Linked DNA regions of Homo sapiens: region 1 is linked to region 2. Evidence: read pairs that join two places in POLR2A ChIA-PET (ENCODE). Cell type or tissue: PC-3. All regions are shown on one strand. Links, peaks and the distances in the headings refer to the core of each region. The heading gives the core; the rest is flanking DNA. Region 1 overlaps KAT6B (lysine acetyltransferase 6B). Region 2 holds the start of LOC124902460 (a long non-coding RNA gene).

What was found. ChIA-PET counts read pairs that join two places held together with the same protein. Peaks named below come from ENCODE experiments on the same cell type or tissue, not always from the same donor. Only the 100,000 strongest peaks of a DNase experiment are listed, where the experiment ranks them.
Region 1: POLR2A ChIA-PET joins it to region 2 with 5 read pairs; 2 of 35 experiments call an interaction of 5 or more read pairs at or near these places.

Annotation. Positions count from the first base shown.
Region 1 is chr10:74,897,616-74,908,401 of GRCh38, reverse strand. The region is part of intron 3 of KAT6B (lysine acetyltransferase 6B); the gene reads right to left. Among named protein-coding and RNA genes, the nearest start is that of KAT6B, 76 kb to the right of the region's middle. RefSeq lists a silencer at 885-1,085. In PC-3, for the core only: no CTCF peak of the experiment used is centred there; no DNase peak of the experiment used is centred there; H3K27ac peaks cover 215 bases.
Region 2 is chr10:75,121,660-75,132,445 of GRCh38, reverse strand. The region is part of intron 1 of SAMD8 (sterile alpha motif domain containing 8); the gene reads right to left. LOC124902460 (a long non-coding RNA gene) reads left to right here and starts at 8,747. Exons shown (of 3, transcript XR_007062202.1): 1 at 8,747-8,795; 2 at 9,045-9,179. It also overlaps the pseudogene RPS26P42. In PC-3, for the core only: no CTCF peak of the experiment used is centred there; a DNase peak (open chromatin) is centred at 5,995; H3K27ac peaks cover 778 bases.

The DNA.
Region 1 (10,786 bases), core at 1,706-9,705, 220 kb after region 2:
TTCAGTAGAGATGGAGTTTCACCACTTTGGCCAGGATGGTTTCAATCTCTTGACCTCGTGATCTGCCCGCCTCGGCCTCCCAAAGTGCCGCGATTACAGGCATGAGCCACTGTGCCTGGCCAGGAACTTATTTCTTATAGTTATGAAGACTGAGAAGTCCAAGTTCGAGGGGCCTCACATCTGGTGGGACCTTCCCACTGGTGGGGAAGAATCTGCAGAATCTCATGGTAGTGCAGGGCATCACATGGCAAGAAGCTGAATGTGCTGGTTCAGGTCTCTCATACTCTTCTTATAAAGCCACCAGGTCCACTCCCATGATAACCCATCAGTCCATTAATTCATGAATTAACTCATTAATCTAGTAATCCATGAATGGATTAGTCCATTCATGAAGGCAAAGCCCTGGTGATCCAATCACCTCTTAAAGACTCCACCTCTCAATACTGCCACATTGGGGATTACATTTCAATGTAAGTTTTGGAGGGGACAAATATTCAAAACATAACAATCAGTAATTTTATAAGGTTCAAAGGAATAACTATTGCAATGTTTTGCATTGGAAAAGCCATCATGGCTGGGTGCAGTGGCTCACGCCTGTAATCCCAGCACTTTGGGAGGCCAAGACAGATGCATCACCTGAGGTCAAGAGTTTGAGACCAGCCTGGCCAACATTGTGAAACCCTGTCTCTACTAAAAATACAAAAATTAGGCGGGCATAGTGGTGGGCACTTGTAATCCCAGCTACTTGGGAAGCTGAGGTAGGAGAATTGCTTGAACCCAGGAGGCAGAGGAGGTTGCAGTGAGCCGAGACCATGCCATTGCACTCCAGCCTGGGCAACAACAGTGAAACTCTGCCTCAGAAAAAAAGAAAAAGAAAAAGAAAAAGAAAAAAGAAAAGTCACATGAAGCAAATGACTGCACTGAAGAAAAGCCATCACGAAGCAGTGTGACTGCACTGAAGAACACCAGAATGAATGGAGGTTTTGGGCTCAATATGAAGGATGTACTGCTGACAAACAGGACAGCCAAATCAGAAACTGGAGGTGTCCAGAAGGAACACAGTAACACCCTCTCAAGAGATTTCTGTACTGGCTAGTCTCTAAGACCACCCAATGTTCTGAAAAGTTCCAAATGTTCTGAAAGTTCTTGCCCATTATGTCTAAGCAAATCGTGGTGGGTTTGGCTGGTTCTGTTTGTAGTGAGAGCAGACAACTCTCTGTAGTGAAAGGAATGTATCCTGAAAAGAGAATGGAACAAGAGAAATTCAGGAAGGCAAGAAAATAACTATTTCTACCACTTGCAGCCCACCCGCTGCAGAACTTAAATATCCTGCTTTGATCACAGTGGAATCTCAACTGACGTCTGCAGGCTGGAAGAATGAGCCCTACAAACCAGTGACATAAATTTAAAGGAAGGATTGACAGCACTGCTGAAATGCAGTAAAGGGGTCCAGAAAGGAAGCAGTCACTGGCATGTGGGGACTTAAACTGCAAAGCTGTGACCAGGTAGGTGTGGGATGGGCAGTTTGGGACCTCAAGAGCAGAGGGCACTCCAGAGGCGGACGCTCCAGAAAGGCCCAGCAGGAACAGGAGACAATAAATTTAGCCGGAAAGGGGTCTGGGTGTTAAGTCAGAAAAGTGGACTGAAGCCAAGACTGTAAACCATCCCAACTCCCAAGCTCAGGTTTTCACGAAGAAGTCTGCTCACTCTGGTCTCTTAAGCATAGTTTATAGAGGAAACAGAAGACCAAAGTAAGAAAAGTGGTGATTTCAAAGTAGATAAAAGGGTGGAAATGATTATTTTCTTGCCTTCTTGATTTTCTCTTATCCCATATTCTTTTCAGAATATATTCTTTTCACATCTACCATTCTTCTCTACTCTTACTACAGAGAGAACCAACCAAATCCACCAGAATTTGCTTAAACTAAATATGCACATCTTTCAAATGTCCCAATATTTAGGATCCAGACAAAAATATAAAAAGGGAAAAAAAAGATTTTTTTTTTGAGGTGGAGTCCCTATCACCCAGGCTGGAGTGCAGTGGCACGATCTTGGCTCACCACAACCTTTGCCTCCTGAGTTCAAGCAATTATCCTGCCTCAGCCTCCTGAGTAGCTGGGATTACAGGAGTGCACCACCACGTCCAGCTAGTTTTTGTATTTTTAGTGGAGACGGGGTTTTACCATGTTGGTCAGGCTGGTCTCGAACTCCTGACCTCAGGTGATCCACCTGCCTCGGCCTCCCAAAGTGCTGGGATTTCAGGTGTGAGATACTGTGCCCAGCCAATCCTATGGTTTTCTATTAATCAGTTATTGCTATATTTTTTCCTATTTTTCAGACCAGATTTTGCCATATTTCACTCTTAATGGTGTACAAACCATATTAAAAAGTCTCATCATTTTTATTAAACCAATTTTTCTACATAATCCTCTTTAATGAAAATATACACCTCAGCCGAAATGTGAGAAGGGCAACAACAGCATACACTTTTGAGCCCTTATGTGCAAGACAGTGGCATTGCAAGGCATGGATGGAAGGAGTGGTCCACTCAGAGTGCAGGCAATAGGGAGGGCCTTGTCAGTAGGGAATTTAAAAATAGTAATAAACCGACCAAGAGTCAGTTTGCTTTTTATTATCACCCTACACCGGCAATTCCAGACAATTCTAACTCCTGCCTGCTGGGGCTGACAGCTCCCATCACAGCCCTCTTCTCCTTAATCCACCGCTAGTGCCCAACAACGTATTAAATGCTTTACAGAGACTCTCTTTTAACCCTCATTTTACAGACAAGAAAACAGAGTCTGGCAGACTGAGTTAAATGGGGGAATGAGGATTTACCCTAGGCAGCCCAATTCCCAAGCCCACCTGTTTAACCTGCAGGCCACCACCACTCAGGGAAAAGGAGCAAAAGGCAGCAGAAGCCCAGGGTTGGGTTCAGCTGAGAGGCAACAGCTGAATTTGGATGTCATCGTCTATTAGCCTACCGCCTACCTTTTCCATCAGTCAATCAACAACTGCCTGGAGCTCAGAGAACACTTTCTACTTATTAATTTATTGCCCATTTCTTGACGGTTTCCCTAGAGAGCAGGCAGGTTAACTCTGCCACACACCTAGTCGCTGTGGCCTGAGGCAATGATCTCTCACAACTGACAGGCAATGGCAAAAAACTACCTCATGAAAATATTTTGGACTCCTTGGTGTTCACTTTAATGGGCAAGGACATCTGTGTTTTTTTGTACTGTCAAATTCCCATAATAGAAAAATTTTTAATTGCTTCACTTTTAGACTATCTATGCCTTTTACTGGACATCATCATATTGAGAGAAGGCAGGATATAAATAAGAAATAAAAACCCTTCTTCACTAGCTAATAATTTAACTGTGCAAATAACTCATTTTGTCTCCCCAGTTTCTACATCTAGTAAGTGTAATTTTAAGTTACGTCTTCAAAATTCTAGTGAAGGTAGAAGTTCTCTAACAATCTAAACTCCTTAGACCATCAAACTACAAATAGAGGCCACTGCTGTGAAGACTTCTGAAACTAAGATGAAGAAATTCCTCCTCATCCCATTCCCCAGTTACTAAAGGGGGGAGGATCACAGAAATAAAGGTGTGATTAAGTTCACAAATTTAAATTTTAAAAATCAATACATACTGAATGTGAGAAGAACTATGTAGTCACTTCAGAGATGTGAAATATCCAACCAAGCCTGGACTCCCAAAGACTGGATATATTAACACAGCTAAAGAAAGGAGGTGTCAAACAGAAAGCTGGCCAGTCATCAAGGGATGCTGAGGGGAAAGCAAGTGTGGGAGCAGAATTTTACAATGCCCTCAAGATTTGGGCCCCTGTACAATCTCTCCCTATGAGCATACACAGGGCTAGGCTTTTAAAGGGGGTCAGAGATTGTAAAGACCAAAAGTGTGTGGGAGATTTTCCAGCTGACCTTGAAGAAGCAAAATGCTACATTGTAGAGAGGGCCATGTGGCAGGGCAGCCTCTGGGAGAAGAGGACCTCAGTCTTACAACCATAAGGCACTGAATTCCACCAACAACCAGTGAGCTTATGAGACCACATCCCTGCTGACATTTTGATTTCAGCCTGGTGAGTCCTTGAGCAGGGGACCCAGTTACCTGTGCCTGGACTCATAGAAACTGTGAGATAATATACTTTCATTGTTTTAAGCTGCTAACTTGTGGTTATGTGTTACACTGTAATTGAAAACTAATACAGTGAGTCTCCAGAGAAGCTGGCAGTACCCATCTAAACATTGTCCAGACATAGAGAAGGCCATCCTTGTTGTGAGACAGGTGTTTGATGCCATGGAAACTGTGCTCATCTAACTCATGGTTTGGATGCCATGCTCACTAATACACACCTGGCCTCCTACACAGGTCTGCCTTAAGGGAGATAATGTACTGACCATCCACATGGAGTATCTCAGTCCCTGGAACATTTACTTTTCAGGTAAATAAACAAATAAATATGCTGGCCTCCTGATTCCATACACCAGTTTCTTCAGCTAGGCTCCTGTAAGTCTACCCCTGAGAGACAGCTCCACCCTTGATATCCACAGAAAATCAAGTTAAAATCTGACAAAGCTAAGAATTAGCCAGACCCTGGACTATATTAGTCTTACTGCCACAAACAGTGGCTTAAAACAACACCCATTCATGAGCTCACAGCTGAGTGGGTCAGAAATCCAGTCAGGCTCAGCTGGGTTCTCTGCTTAGGGTCTCACAGAGCCAAAATCAAGGTGTCAGCCAGACTCTGCTCTTATCCATGAGCTCTTAGGAAAAATTCACCTCCAAGCTCGTTTAGGTTGTTAGAATAATTCGGTTCCTAGCGGTTGTAGGACTGAGGTCCCTGTTTCTTTGCTGGCTGCCAGCTGGGGACCATGCTCAGTTTCTAGAAGCTACCCACATTGCTTGGCACATGGTCCCTTTCATCTTCGCAGTCAACATCAAATCCTATTCATGCTTCAGATCACTCTTTCTTCCCACCTGCTGGAGAATATGGTTTCTAAGGGGCTTGTGTGATTAGATCAGCCCACCTGGATAGTCTCCCTCTGCCAAGCAAGGTAGTAGAATCATGGGTGATATCTCAAACATGCATAGGTTCCACCTATACTCAAAGGGGAAGATATAATACAAAGGGCAGGGTCACTGGGGGTCTCTCAGGATTCTGCTACCCACACTGGACCATGGCAATCCGACAAGGTAATGAATGCCACCCTGGGAGGGCTCCTAAAAGAGAAGAGCCAGTCAGCTTCCTACAGGAGACCCTTCATATACCACAATACTGCCAAAATCCCTGTTCGTTTAAAAGCAATTAGCATATTTCCCCGTTGTTTTCCAATATTCTTAGTGCTATACATTGTTACTTTTTCCTTCTTCTGAGCTGGAACCTTATGAATGTATTTTGCCCACTCACAGAAATCAAGTTTCATAAAAATTAAGCAGAAACTATAGACCAAATACTGAACATCTACTAAGTATGAGACAATATGTCAAGTACTGTGAAATATGAAAATAATATTAACTCTTCTCAAAGGAGTTGATAAGTAATGCAAGCCAAAGTGAAGATAATATAACATGATTAATGATGCCACACTTAATATTAGTCAAAAGGAAAGAATTAATAAAAGATTCACACCAAATTACCACAGTTTTTAACGTAGGCCTGACAGCCAGAGTATTCCTACAGATGCCACTGGTAACAAGTAGATATGAAGATCTTTAAAATGTTACCACTATGATTCTAAAATTTTGGGATGTTTACTGTGTATATTATGTTTATGTATAAACAAGCAAAAAAAATCAGAGGAAATACACCAAAGTAGTTTAGCTATTTGAATAGTCGGTTTACAGGAGATTTTAACTGTATTTTTATTAGTTTTTTAAATTTTCTCATTTTTCCCCAGTAAGCATATGGTACTCTTAGAACCAGAAAATATATATCTACACGCATTTATATTGGGCAAATCATGGTATTTGCCCCAACTAATCTTTCCTTCAAGCCAAAAACTGTCTTGTCCACAGCTCCCCCTGCTTTGGAAAGCATGGGCAATTTGGATATGGCACAAAAAAGATCAGGAGAGCCATTCAGACCCAGCTAACTGGAACGTGAACAAGGAAACAAACTTGTTGACAGCAAGACTTAGAGCTGAAAGGATACAAGAGAGCTGAAACTACCAAGAGCCCCTGCAAACTGATGGCATGAGAGAACAGAAATGATTAGTAAAGAGGAGCTATGGGCTAGAGAGAAGTACACGAAACAGAGATTGAGGGAGCCAACAGAAGAAAGGAGAGAGCAGACAGGCTATCGTGCAGAGGACGCCCAAGACAGAGACAGAGAAAAGCAGGGACGGATGGGTGGGTGGAGGGATGGGTGGACAGGAGGACAAGGAGAGCCAGAGTGAGTATGCAGTCCTCCTAGCACTTCTTTGATTTCTGACAAGTTTCCAGCTCTCTTTTTAACAAATGATTTTCCATTCCTTTCAACCAAAATGAGCCTAATCAAAATGACATTAAAAACATTACTTCTATATGTCTAAAAATTAAAATAAAAGTTTTTAAAGATCTTCTAAAAGACACTTTCTTAATTTAGATTTGTTTTTACTTCTTCAAATCCCAGTTCCTCCCCACAAACTGATGAGAATCTCTGAATCTCTCCAACCCCAGCACTCACAAACAGAACAATCCCAGTCAGAAGAGGATTTGCCTATTAGCGACACTATCTCCACCAAGACAGCAGCCTTATTAAATTACAACTGTTTGAACAAGGTCAAGCACTCAGAGTTTAATTCAAAGTGTTTCCAGGTATAATGCTGTCAGGTCAACTTAAACAAGCCAACAGAGGCTTGGAGGCTGATTAAATATTAAAACAGAATCTTTCACATCTGTTTTTACCCAAGGATGAAATTACTGTACATCACTTCAATCAGCTCATTAATACACTACACACACATCTTGCCTCAAAGGTTACAGGAATATCAATGCTTCAGAGGCCTGCAGTGAAACCTGCCCACACAGCCAGAAGTGAGGTCACTACATACTTTACAGAACGTCAATATTTCTTTATAAAATGTGAGAGATAATCAGTTAGACATAGACACATTTTAAATTAAAGCATGAAAACCTCCGTGAAGTTAAGCCAGTTGCTTTTGATCTGAACCTTTTCATCATTCATTCAGTTGGCTTTGACAGGTAACTGGATAGCATACGTTGAGCAAAAATTTTGATTCAACGGTAATTATTTTATAAAATGGAGGGTTGTCACATCCAAGTAGAGGGTCATGGTGATCACATTTTTTAACTTATAAAAGCACAAATATAAAATATAAAAGATATTTTAAGTGTAAAAGATATTTAAGATTTTATACTTAAAATATCTTTTATATATATAAACATTTCAAAGGACACACACTTAGGACACTCAAGAATATATACTTTCATGGAGTATTAGGTGAATGAGCAGTTGAGAATTTTCTGCTTTTAAAACTCCTATAACAAGGAATGACACCTGGACAAACAGTCAAGAATCACTTAGAATAGGTCTCTGTTTAACCCCCACTCCCCCAACATTTGCACTCAATGAATAATTCTTACGCTGTTTTGTAGCACTATGTGGTAGGCAGTGATAGCTATTGGCTGGGACTGCTATGCACATTTCCCACCCATGCCTCTTCTTCTGGTATATCACCCCCTTTCATCTGGGAACCTCGCTAGTCCTTGACAGTTGTCAAACACAGTGCCCTCACCCCCTAGCCAGTTGAGTGAGCACACTCTTCAAACCACAGTCCTCATGACCTGGGTGACAGTCTAAAGCATGGGCACATGCCTCCAACAGGCTGCTCCTACACGTGCGCTGGAAAAGAAAAGTCTTTGGGGTTGCCCACCTGGCAGAAGGTATGGGCAGCCATTTTCCCACCCCCAACAAGACAGCCAACAAGCAAAACGCAAAACCTACTCGCAGACAGAGTGAGCAGAGCTCAAGATGTACAAAAACAGCACTGACCACATCCTCTGAGCAACTGGAGCCAACTGGGCCCAATCCACCTCTACTTTCTGTTTTGAACATTAGGTGTCTCTAGCTAAGTCTGATATGAATTAATTAATAATATATTTCAATAAGATATTTTAAATTAGTTCAATATAGACAAGGATGACAAATTTTAAATATTTAACATTTGACTAAAAATAATTGTGTTAGTATCAATGTTACTTGTGAGATGTTTCATTGTGATACTGCCCTAAGGTCACTTAATTAATGTTAACATTATCTGTGTTTAGGTATGTTAGTAATAAAAAAAATCAGAAAAGTTATTCTGACCCAAAGTACAGATAAAATCACACTTTGCTCTAAGAATCCTACTGACCTCTCTTTTTTCTGAAGTTCTACAGAACTTACTTATACACTATAGAACACTTACCTAGAGATTTTAATCTTGCACTGCTTTCTTACTGTTTCATGTGTAATTGATTTAAAGTTTTATTAATTGTTTTGCTATGTTAAAAACAATAAAGTTTGCTTAAATATAAGGTATTTCAAATTAGTTCAATATAGACTAGGATGACAAATTTTAACTATTTAACATTTGACCAAAAATAATGATGTTGGTATCAATGTTATTTGTGAGATCTGTTTCATGGTAATACTGCCCTAAGGTCACTTACTTACTCAGGAGTAGAGGACAAACTTACACCCAAAAAAGGGTGACTATTGAGTAACAAAACCTTCAAAACCCAACTTAAACACTGCAGGCTAAGGAAAAATTATTCAAGAACCATTTGTGAGATGCTGGAGTTTTAAAAATTCATTTAGAGGTCGGGCGCGGTGGCTCATGCCTGTAATCCCAGCACTTTGACAGGCTAAGGTGGGTGGATCACCAGAGGTCAGGAGTTCGAGACCAGCCTGGCCAACGTGGTGAAACCCCATCTCTACTAAAAATATACAAAATTAGCCAGGCATGGTGGCAGGCGCCTGTAATCCCAGCTACTGGGGAGGGTGAGGCAGGAGAATCCCTTGAACCCAAGAGGCAGAAGTTGCATGAGCCGAGATCGCGCCATTGCATTCTAGCCTGACTGACAAGAAAGAAACTCCGTCTCAAATAATAATAATAATAATAATAATAATAATAATAATAATAATTCATTTAGAATTTTAGAAATAGTTGTTTCCATGAGTACATGAAAAACATTTTATTTCTTTGAATTCATTGATACTATTTTTTTTTTTTGAGATGGAGTACTGCTCTGTCACCCAGGCTGGAGTGCAGTGGCGCAATCTCAGCTCACTGCAACCTCCGCCTCTTGGGTTCAAGCAACTTTCTTGCCTCAGCCTCCCAAGTAGCTGAGATTACAGGTGCCTGCCACCATGCTCGGCTATTTTTTTTTTTTTTTGTATTTTTAGTACAGACGGGGGTTTCACCATGTTGGCCAGGCTGGTTTTGAACTCCTGACCTCAAGTGATCCACCCACCTCAGCCTCCCAGAGTGCTAGGATTACAGGAATGAGCCACCGTGCCCAGCCGGTTGATTCTAAATAAAGGAATGATTTGGGAGATGAAACTCAAAGTTTCATTTCCCCTCCCCCAGGATATGATTACATTTGAAACTGAAGGTGACTGTAAGCACAGAACTGTCTTAGCCTTCTTTCTTCTGCTATAGCACAGTAATAGTATTTCAGTAGGAAAACCATGGGACACAGAGCCAGGACACCCAAGTGGAAGTTCTTTCTCTGTCACTGACTGGCCTTGTGAAAATAAAACAGACAGTTCAAAACTTCTTTTGAACCTGTTCTCTTAACTGCATGAGACTAACGCCCACATTATCCACTATATAAGAGGGCAGTGAATAGGAATTTGAGGCTATGGTGAGCAATGATCAGCCACTGCGCTCCAGCCTTGAGCAACAGAGTAAGACCCTATTCCCTTAAAAAAAAAAAATTGTAGAAAGAAGGCAGTGAAGACCCACTGAGACAATGTTAGAAAAAACAAAACCAGTATCATGAGTTTGTGTCATGTGCTATGTGCAAACATGATCTTAGTCATCTTCTAAGGAGAAAACAAAGCTCAAAAAGGCTACTCCTAACTTGTGCAAAGTCATAGCACAGGTAGAAGCAGCAGCTCAGTCCAAAGCCCACATCCTTCCCCTCACCACACTGCCTCCAGTAACTGCAGAACAAGGAAGCTGTACTCCTGGACCCACTGAGGATCCAAATCCTAGGTGCTTTTCCCTTTTTGTACCAATGCCTTTCACGTTTGTTTAAAAAGTAAACATTCTACAATAAACACTTTGTTGCTGTTTTTTTTTTAACTAAAGAAACATATAGATTTATTGTTGACAAAGAAAAATTCCAGCAAACACATATAAGGGCCTATGGTGTTTTGCTGAACAAAATAATTTAAAAGTGTGCTTGTCTGTTATGCTTGCTATGGCTAAAATTCCTAATTTAACATGGCAAAAATAATCTGCAAATGAATTATAGCTAATTGCCTATGGCGTTTTCAAGTTCTAAAGAATGAAACAGCCCCCAAAATTTCAATTTTTAGAGCCATAGATTCCTGTTTATAGATTCCTAGTGTTCATTTACTGAGCGTAAGCAGTTATGAAGACATTTAAATTTTTAATAGGATGTACTTCTTTAAAGAAAAGCTGAAACTTCCTGTTTAGTGATTTAATCATGACACAAGGTGAAAGTATTTAAAAATCAAGTATCTATTGGATGAAGTTCACTGCTAAGACACAGAATAGATGCTGGCCCCATCTTTTATATTCTGTAGG
Region 2 (10,786 bases), core at 1,891-9,890:
GAGTTGGTCAAACCAAGAGAGACTAAAAGCAAACTCACAAGGTACTAATGGATAAACTAGAGAACCAATTCTAGACACTCAAGTGTCTAAAAAGAATGCTCAAGCATTATCTCAGGCACATCCTTTTATAATTCTGAAGTGTCTAGGAGGCTGATTTAATAATCAGAACGCTACTTGTAGAGCAAGTAATCAGGGCAAAGAAAAACAGATCGTCTTGGGCAAAATCTAATCCAGCTTCCTGTGAGACCTAACGTAACATCAGTGCCACAGAGCAGAGAGTACCTGTCTAGAAAAGGTTGTTTGCATCTCCCAGTTTCAGTCTCTCTCTCTCCTAGACAGTGTAGGATATAAAAAGCCAATTCTCTTTGATGCCTCCTTTGCCTAGGCTTCCAAGGAAACTACATATACAAAGGTTTTCAACCCTGGCTATACATTAGAATAGTCTGAAATTTTACAGTGTATTTGTATCAATGTCCATGCCTCATCCTAGGACAACTGAATCAGAATCTCAGAAGAGACAGAAATTTTATATCTGCATTTTTTAAAAAGCTCCCCACGTGATTCTAATGCACAGTGAGGCTTGAGATGCCAAGATGTTTAGAGTATTTAAAGTCATCTAGAGAGTTAATATTGGTGTTGAAATTAAACTCCAAGAATTTCGACAACAAATTCAGTGTTCTTTCCACCATTTCATGCTGCTTTTCCTTGGAGCTAAAGGATGAGTTAATAATGCTATCAAGTTCTAACAGAGATTTAAAGATTTATTATAGATTTTTAAAAAATATTCTTACCATATTTTGGAGACTCACTTATTTCTTTAATTATCAGAAATATATAAATTGTAGATAAATTTGATCAGTTATTTTTAATAATCAAAATTCTGTTTTCTGGCTATTAGATTTTGGTATTATAGACAGATTCTAAGCTTCTAATTAGTATATGTTTTAATATAAAATAACCTATAATTTTTCTTAATATTATATATCTTCAGTCAACACTAGAGCGTGATTTTTCTTTTCAGACAGTTCTGTGTATATGCTTAAACTATATTTTATTCAACTGTATTATGTAGTAATTAGTAGAGGCAACAAGCCAACATCAAATCAAAATGTAATAGATGAAATAAGATGTGTGCAAAGGCACCTCGAAGACTCAATGTTATACAAACCAGAAGCAGAGAAGAAGCAGAATTAGAATGGATGGTCACATAGTGCTCTGCAAGCCTCAGATTAAATAATACTATAAAATGAGGAAGGAAAGAAAGGGATAACAGAAGGAAACTAACATTTATGAATACCTACTACAGGTTAGACCCTGCAGGGTGATTTCATGTGGGATCTCATTTCCTAATTATAACAACAACTGCTTGATCTTTGCCTAGTTGTTTTGAGGGTTCTGCCTGCCTGGACTTCTGTTTTATATTTTCTACCTCTTGAGTCTTCCAAGCTCTCTTCAAAGTAATAGATAATAAAATAAATATAAAACAATAACAGCAGCAGCAGCTACATTTGTTGAATGCTCAGGCACTATTCTGAGCACTTTATCTTTATAATACTATTTAATCCTCACAACACTTTTATGAGGTAGACATTACTATTATCTTCATTTTACACGAGACAATGAAGGCACAGAAAAGTTAAGTGAAGTGACCAAGGTCCTACTTGAAATTGTCCGAGCCAGGATTCAAATTTGGGATTCAAACATTTTGCCAGATTTGCTTTACACAAATTATTTAAATTATTATAATTTAAATGATTTAAAGTCACCTAGAGAGTTAATATTGATGCTGAAATTAAACTCCAAGAATTTTGACAACAAATTCAGTACTCTTTCCATCACTTCATGCTGCTTTTCCTTGGAGCTAAAGGATGGGTTGAAAATAAAGCTACTAAATCCTACCAGAGATTTAAAGAATGATCATAGTGTTTTTTTTGTTTTTGAGATGGAGTTTCGCTCTTGTTGCCCAGGCTGGAGTGCAATGGTACGATCTCGGCTCACCACAACCTCCACCTCCTCGGTTCAAGCAATTCTCCTGCCTCAGCCTCCCGAGTAGCTGGGATTACAGGCATGTGCCACCAAGCCCGGCTAATTTTTTTTTGTATTTTTAGTAGAGACGGGGTTTCTCCATGTTGGTCAGGCTGGTCTCGAACTCCTGACCTCAGGTGATCTGCCTGCCTCGGCCTACCAAAGTGCTGGGATTACAGGCGTGAGTCACCGTGCCTGGCTGATCATAGGTGTTTTTTTTTAAGCATTCATATCTTATTTTGAAGACACTTCTTAACTGTTTAATATAAAGACATTATGATATTCACCATAAATATTTCGGCATCCAGTTGTTATTCATCTTCTAATAATAATGACAACTTCCTAAATAAGTACAATACACATTACCACACCTAAGAAAATTAACCATAATATCTCCCCTAATTGCCCCTCAAATTTATTTTATTTCTGTTTCCTCCAAAAATCAGGATTCAATTTAGGTTCATGTATTACACTTGGTCATCACATCTTGCTAGTGTCTTTTAGTCTAGAACAGTGCCCTAGCTCTTGTTTCTTTTTAGGGGGAGACAAGTTCAGGGTAGTTCTTTGTAGAATAACCTGTATTCTAGATTTACCTAGTTGTTTATTTCCTCTACTCTTAACCACTATACTATGATGTCAAGGGTTAAGATCACAGCTAAACCTAACACAAATCTCCAATCATATGTATTCATGTAGCTACTCAGATGGCTTTGGGGTGTTTCTTAAAACATTAATGGCTTTGTTATGTATCTAAGGCTATATAAACAAACCATTTTCTACTGTCCCTAAGATTATATAACTTCTTTTTCCTACGTAGATGACAAATTCAAATCTAAAGATGCCAAATGAAACTAGCTAATCATTTTAACTTTAAAGAAGTCCAGGCCGGGTGCGGTGGCTCACACCTGTAATTCCAGCACTTTGGGAGGCCGAAGCAGGTGGATCACGAGGTCAGGAGATGAGAGCCTCCTGGCCGACATGGTGAAACACTGTCTCTATTAAAAATACAAAAATTATCTGGGTGTGGTGGTGCATGCCTGTAATCCCAGCTACTTGGGAGACTGAGGCAGGAGAATCACTTGAACCAGGGAGTTGGAGGTTGCAGTGAGCCGAGATCATGCCACTGCACTCCAGCCTGGTGACAGAGCAAGACTCCATCTCAAAACAAACAAAAAAACCCAGAAGTCCAAAAGAGTCACTTGAGCTGGGGACTTCCAGGCTATAGTGAGCTATTACTGCACCTGGGCAACAGAACAAGACCTAGTCTTTAAAAAAAAAAAAATAAGAAGAAGAAGAGGAAGTACAAAGAAGATATAATAAATATCTTTAGAATTAGAAGAAAAGCACACTGGAAAAAAGATCCAGTTGAGATGGTTTTTTTTTAGGTGATTCAGAATACAGAAAGAAGTATGGAGGAAAAGTAGGGCTTCTATATTACGAAAGTGTCAACTTTTGTTAAAAGACCCTTTTGCAGAAGAAGTAATACATTTTCGTCAGTATGTGTCTGAAATTTTGCTATTTAGGCACTAAAACCAATTATATGCATGTATTAATAATGCAATACAAACAGCTGGATAAAAAAGCAAATCTTTTCATCTCAGGCTTGCAACTATTCACTTCCTTTAATCTGTAATCACCCCAAGGCACCAGCCCAGTATCACTGTGTACCACTTCTAATCAATAATTCCCTTCCCCACCCCCTGCCGACCACCCATAGTAACCACAAACCTATCTTCATGATAATCCCTTGTTTTTCTTTATAGCTTTACTACCTAAGCATATATCCATAAACAATATAGTTTAGTTTTCCCTGCATTTGTACTTTATATGAATGGAACAATACCATATGTATTCTTTTAATCTTACACCAATGTAGATTTCAGAATTCACCTGTTATTAAAAATATCTAAGCTGGGTATGGTGGCTCATTTCTGTAATCCCAACACTTTGGGAGGCGAACTCAGGAGGACTGCTTCAGCGAAGAAGTTCAAGACCAGCCTGGGCAACATATGGAGACCTTGTTTTTATTAAAATTTAAAAAAACAGAAGGGCGGGTGCGGTGGCTCACGCCTGTAATCCTAGCACTGTTGGAGGTCGAGGCAGGTGGATCACTTGAGGTCAGGAGTTCCAGACCAGCCTAGCCAACATGGTGAAATGCTGTCTCTACTAAAAATACAAAAATTAGCTGGACGTGGTAGCATGTGCCTGTAATCCCAGCTACTCGGGAGGCTGAGGTAGGAGAATTGCTTGAACCTGGGAGGCGGAGGTTGCAATGAGCCAAGATCGCGCCATTGCACTCCAGCCTAGGTGACAGCGACTCTGTCTCAAAAAAAAAAAAAAAAAAAAATTAAAGAAGAAAAAAAAATCAGAGCCAGATTAATTTTAGAGGGCTGTTAAAACAGTTTTAAGGTTCAAAATAATACAGGGAACGTTAAATAGTCATTTTAATTTGTCAGTAAAGACCGGTAAAGGGTTTATCACCTAGGAAGAGTTAACTGCACTGAATGGGAAAGTATATTCAACCAGAACAAATAAAATATTCTTCAAAGGAAATACAGTGAACAAAAGTACATGTTGTTCCTTAGCATGAACTAGTTAATCCTTTCTGAGTTAAAATGTCTCAAGAGGACTTGTTTATTTAACATTTACATGCTGAATACTGTCTGTCATGTAACTGGGATTATCAGCTATCCATTCAATACCTAGTTAAAATAGTAGGAAGCAGACAGGATGTACAGCTAGAGGATATGTGATGTCAGCAGAGTGTTATTCCTTAAAAAGAATGTACACCCTAACTCACAAACTCAAGTTCTGAACCGTGTTCAGTGCATTTTCAGGAAGTAACAATAAATTAGCTAACATTCATGGCATTTACAGTGTCTGAGGAACTGTTCTACGTGTTTGACTTATATGCCCAAATAATCCTCACAACTATATAAAGTAGGTACTATTAATTTCCTCATTTTATAGATGTGACAACTGATATAAATGGGTTAAGTTCCCCAAGATCAACTTGTACTAGCAAGTAGTACAGAGAACTGTTCAACCTAGGCAATCTCATTTTAAAGTTCATATTCTTACCCATGACAATATACTGCCTCACATGAACTGAGGGCTCTTGTACTTCTGCAAGAACTAAATCTCAAATATAAAATACTAAATATTTTCTAGTTATCAGCAGAAGAATGTATCAAAGTTACATTACATAACAAAGATTTTTTTTTTTTTTTTTTGAGACAGAGTCTCGCTCTGTGCCCAGGCTGGAGTGCGGTGGCGCAATCTCAGCTTATTGCAACCTCTGCCTTCCAGGTTCAAGCGATTCTCCTGTCTCAGCCTCCCGAGTAGTTGGGACTACAGGCACAAGCCGCCTCTCTCCACTAATTTTTGTATTTTTTAGTAGAGACACGTTTTCACCATGCTGGCCAGGCTGGTCTCGAACCGTTGACCTCAGGTGATCTACCCGCCTCGGCTTCCCAAAGTGCTGGGATTACAGGTGTGAGCCACCGTGCGCAGCCTAATGAAGACTTTTTGAATCACAATTTTGCACTGTTCAGTCTCAAACATTTACTAAGTGTCTATTATATAGAGATGCCAGACACTAAGGCACTGAGGATACAATCCGGCCAACCCGGTGGCTCAGGCCTGTAATCTCAGCACTTTGGGAAGCCAAGGCCAGAGGATTGCTTGAGCCTAGGAGTTTGAAATTAGCCTGGGCAACATAGGGAGACCTCATCCCTACAAAAAAAAAAAAAATTAGCCAGCGTGGTGGCACGTGCCTATAGTCCCAGGTCCTCAGGAGGCCAAGGTGGGAAGACCACTTGAGCCTAGGAGGTTATGGCTTCAGTGAGCTATGATCATGCCATTGTACTCCAGCCTGGATGACACAGCAAGATACTGTCTCAAAAAAAAAAAAAAAAAAAAGCAAAAGCACTCATATGTTACATTTATTCATCTATTAAATATTTACTGTACACATACTATATGAAGGGTATTACACTAGGCAATGTGGCATTCATCCAAATGAATCTGAATCAGATCTTGCTCTCAATGATTCTACAGTCTAGAAAGGGATATTAAAGAGAGTCATAATTAGTTCACTCAATCCTCAAAAGACTAATAAAGTGGATATTTATCTAATTTGCTAAAAATTGGAAAGTTAAAGGAGTTGGAAAAGAGAAGTTATTTCCAGTTGGTAAAATCAGAAAAGAGTTCTTGGAAGTGACTTTTGAGCTAAGCGTTAAAGGAGTAGTAAAATTATGTGGATAGAGATGAATAAAGTACAATAGCAAAAATTTAAAAATAAATAAATAGATCAATAAATAAAAATAAAAGTATACTAGCAGAGGAAATTGCATGACCAAAGTATGAAGGCAGGAAACAGTGGTGAACCATCAGTATGTAAAAGGCACAGGGGAATAACAAGATAAAAAGTTGAAAATATAAACTGGGGCCAGATGATGAAAACCTTTTTGTTTTTGTTTTTAGTATAATCTCCACTTTATCTTTTTCCAGAAGATAGTTTTTCTTCAGTCCTTAAGGAGTCGGCTCCTTATACGGACTTTGGTGGAGGTCATGGGGCAGCACTCAAAAGTCTAAGTCAGGTAGACATGTTTGGTCCTTGCAGGCTTTACAAGTTCGATTCTTGACTACCTTTCTGCGAATGGCACAACTCATGTAGTTATGTAGCTTCACATACAGCTTTGGAAGCACATAGGTGCCCAAGGTACTTGTTTCAGAAATGTCCCTGATAGCTGTGGGCTCGACTATGTTTCAAATAATGAACTTTATTTTTTTTTCCTTTTTTTGAGACAGGGCCTCACTATGTCACCCAGGCTGGAGTGCAGTGGCACAATCTTGGCTCACTGCAACCTTTGCCTCCTGAGCTCAAGTGATCCTTCCACCTAAGCCTCCCAAGTAGCTGGGACCACAGGTGTGCACCACAACGCTGGGCTAATTTTTGTACTTTTTTTTGTAGCGATAGGGTTTTGCCATGTTGCCCAGGCTGGTCTCAAACTCCTGGGCTCAAGTGATCCTCCCGTCTCAGCCTCCCAAAATGCTGGGATTACAGGTGTGAACCACCACACCCAGCCTCAAATGATGAACTTCTTAAAAGGCTTGTCCCTGGGCATACATCATGCACAGTTCATGCAGCAAATAGGCTGCATAAGGCAGTAGCCCTTTTAGACACAACAGTTGTTCCTTCTTGGAAACGAGGACCTGAGAGAGCCATGGAAACCTCTGTCAAGTTAAAAACATTCTACACACAATGGGATTCTCTGCAGATAGCTGAAAAAGAGGATGACATAATCAGAGTGTGTTTTAGAAAGAATAATTGGCTAGGTGTGGTGGCTCATACCTATAATCCTAGCACTCTGGTAGCTGGAGGCGGGAGGATCACTTGAGGCCAGGAGTTCAAAACCAGCCTGGGCAACATCGTGAAATCCCATCTCTGTAAAAAACAAACAAACAAAAACAACAACAACAAAAAAATTAGCTGGCTGTGCTGGCATGTGCTTATACTCCCAGCTACTTAGGAAGCTGAGCCATGACTGTGCCATTGCATTCCAGCCTGAGTGACAGAGTGAGACCCCATCTTAGGAAAAAAAAAAAAGAAAAAAAGAAAGAAAAATTGTCTTAAGAGTGTAAAACAGATTGTGAGACAGGATGGAATATAATGACAGACATGAAGACAGAATGAAGGAAACAGCTTCTAAAAAGTAGAGGAACAGAAGAGAGAGCTACTCTTCAGTATGTGTACCGTTTTGCTCTCTAGATTTTTCTGACAGGTACCTTTTTTTTTTTTTTTTTGAGATGGAGTCTCGTTCTGTCACCCAGGCTGGAGTGCAATGGTACCATCTCAACTCACTGCAATCTCCGCCTCCCGGGTTGAAGCAATTCTCCCACCTCAGCCTTCCAAGTAGCTGGAACTACAGGCGTGCGCCACCACGCCTGGCTAATTTTTGTATTTTTACTAGAGACAGGGTTTCACCACGTTGGCCAGACTGCTCTCGAACTCCTGACCTCAAGTGATCTGCCCGTCTTGGCCTCCCAAAGTGCTGGGATTACAGGCATGAGCCATGGTGCCTGGCCTCTGACAGGTACATTTTAAAAAATAAATGGATTTCTGCTTGCAGGAAGATGGAGTAGACATACTTTTTCCTATTACTCTATGGACATTATATATAAAATAAACATAAGAAGACTCTGAGAAATGAAGAGGAAGACTGACTGGCCAGGCACCTTGGGACCCAAGGAACAACACAGTAGTGAGCTCTTTGGGTGTTTTGTTTGTTTATTTTGCCATATATATCCCAAAGTGGATACTAGAGAAGCTAGCAACCTGGAAATGTCAAAGGTGCAGATAAAAAAAGCTCCAAGAAAAAACAAAAGACCGGCTGGGTGCAGTGGCTCACGCCTGTAATCTCAGCACTTTGGGAGGCTGAGGCAGGCGGATCGCTGGAGCTGAAAAGTTTGAGACCACCCTGGGCAACATGGTGAAACTCCGTCTCTACTAAAATACAAAAAATTACCTGGGCGCGGTGGAGTGTGCCTGTAGTCCCAGCTACTCTGAGGCTGAGTAGCTACTCTGAGGCTGAGTAGCTACTCTCAGGCTGAGGCTGGAGAGTCGCTTGAGCCCTGGAGGCAGAGGTTGCAGTGAGCCGAGATCATGCCACTGTACTCCAACCTGGGAGACAGTGAGACTCCACCTCAAAAAAAAAAGAAAGAAAAGAAAAACCAAAGGACCAGAAAAAGAGACAGCCTAGCAAGATGTAAGACTTTTAGACAATAACCCACTCTATTCCAGCCAAACACCACATAAAAAACCAGCCCCATTTCCACTCCCACCCTCACCAGGAAAGGCCAAATGGAGAGCCTTGATTTTTAAGCCTGTCAGGTTATAATCCGGCCATATCTCTCTCCACACCAGGGTGGTATCAGAGAAGACCAAGTAGGGAGCTGGGATTGTCATCATTGTCTAGCAGTAACAAGTCTCTCCCCCTCTCTTAACATGCTGTCAGAGGAGTCCATTTGGGGAACTTGGACTTCAAACCCAAACAGCACTTATGAGGCACCCCTCCTGCTCCTTGCCGAGGTACTACCAGAGGAAGCCTGCTGGAGACTCAGGATTAACACCACTCAGTGGTATATCGGAGGTAACAAAGCCACCCACAACCCTCATCTCCTTTACCCGCCCAACCCCCTGCACAGGGTGGGGTGGGGTGGGGTGGGGTGGGGTGGGGTGGGGTGGGGTGGGGTGAGGTGGGGTGGGAAGCAAGCATGAGGTGTCCATTTCCTTCCCAGCAAGCAAGGTACAAAACTTAACCCTTCTCCACCTGGCACTATGGAGATGGTGTCTGTAGAAGGGCCAATATCCCTCACGAATATAGATGCAAAAATACTTAACCAAATATTAGCAAACAGAATTCAGCAATATATAAAATTAATTATATATCATGACCAAACAGGGTTCATTCCAGGGATGCAAGGCTGGTTCAATATTTGAAAATCAAACAACGTAACTCACCATGTTAACCTGCTAAAGGAGAAAAAACACAGGAGCATATAAATAAAAAAAGCATCTAACAAAATTTTTATCGCAAATACCCATTTATAATACAAATTGTCAGAAAACTGCTAACAGAGGAGGATTTTTTGGGGAAGGGGTAAGAGACGGGGTCTTGCTATGTTGCCCAGGCTAAACTCCACGGCTCAAGCATCCATTCCTGTCAGCCTCCCAAAGTGCTGGGGTGCTGGGTTTACAGGAGAGAGCCACAGTGCCCAGCCAAGAATTTTTTTTTTTTTTTTTTGAGACAGAGTCTCCGTCTATCATTCAGTCTGGAATGCAGTGGCATAATCTCAGCTCACTGCAACCTCTGCCTCCAGGGTTCAAGTGATTCTCATGCCTCAGCCTCCCAAGTAGCTGGGATTACTGGTGCCCCCACCACGCTCAGCTAATTTTTCTATTTTTTTTCTGGAGACAGGGTTTTGCCATGTTGGCCAAGCTGGTCTCGAATGCCTGACCTCAGGTGATCTGCCTGCCTCGGCCTCCCAAAGTGCTGAGATTACAGGCGTGAGCCACTGCGCCCAGCCTATAATTATTTCAAAATAAAAACTGAGAAAATTTTAAAAGAAGCACAATGTCCCAAAAAATAGCAAATATGGTATATGTGTATATTTTTAAATAAATAAATATCAAACTAGTAATATTTACTCCTTGAATGGGCCCTTTCACTGTCTACATTAAAAATTTCTAAAATTTCTATATTCCATACAATAAGAATGTAATACTTATAATCAGAGAGAAAAGGTTTTTTTAAGAAAATGATGTGATATGATTTTGAAAAAAGAAAGAAAATGAAAGCAGTATTATTTTTCACTGTTTGAAGCAAATCTCATTTAAACAGATATAAATAGAAAATTAAGAAAGTCGCTGGGCATGGTGGCTTACTCCTGTAATCCCAGCACTTTGGGAGGCCAAAGAGGGTGGATCACTTGAGGTCAGGAGTTCAAGACCAGCCTGGCCAACATGGTGAAATGCTGTCTCTATTAAAAATACAAAAATTAGCTGGGCATAGTGGTGGATGCCTGTAATCCTAGCTACTTGGGAGGCTGAGGCAGGAGAATCGCTTGAACCTGGGAGGCAGAGGTTGCAGTGAGCCAAGATCGCACCACTGCACTCCAGCCTGGGCGACAAAGTGAGACTCAGTCAAAAAAAAGAAGAAAAAAAAATTAAGAAGGTCAATTAAATTCAATTATTAAC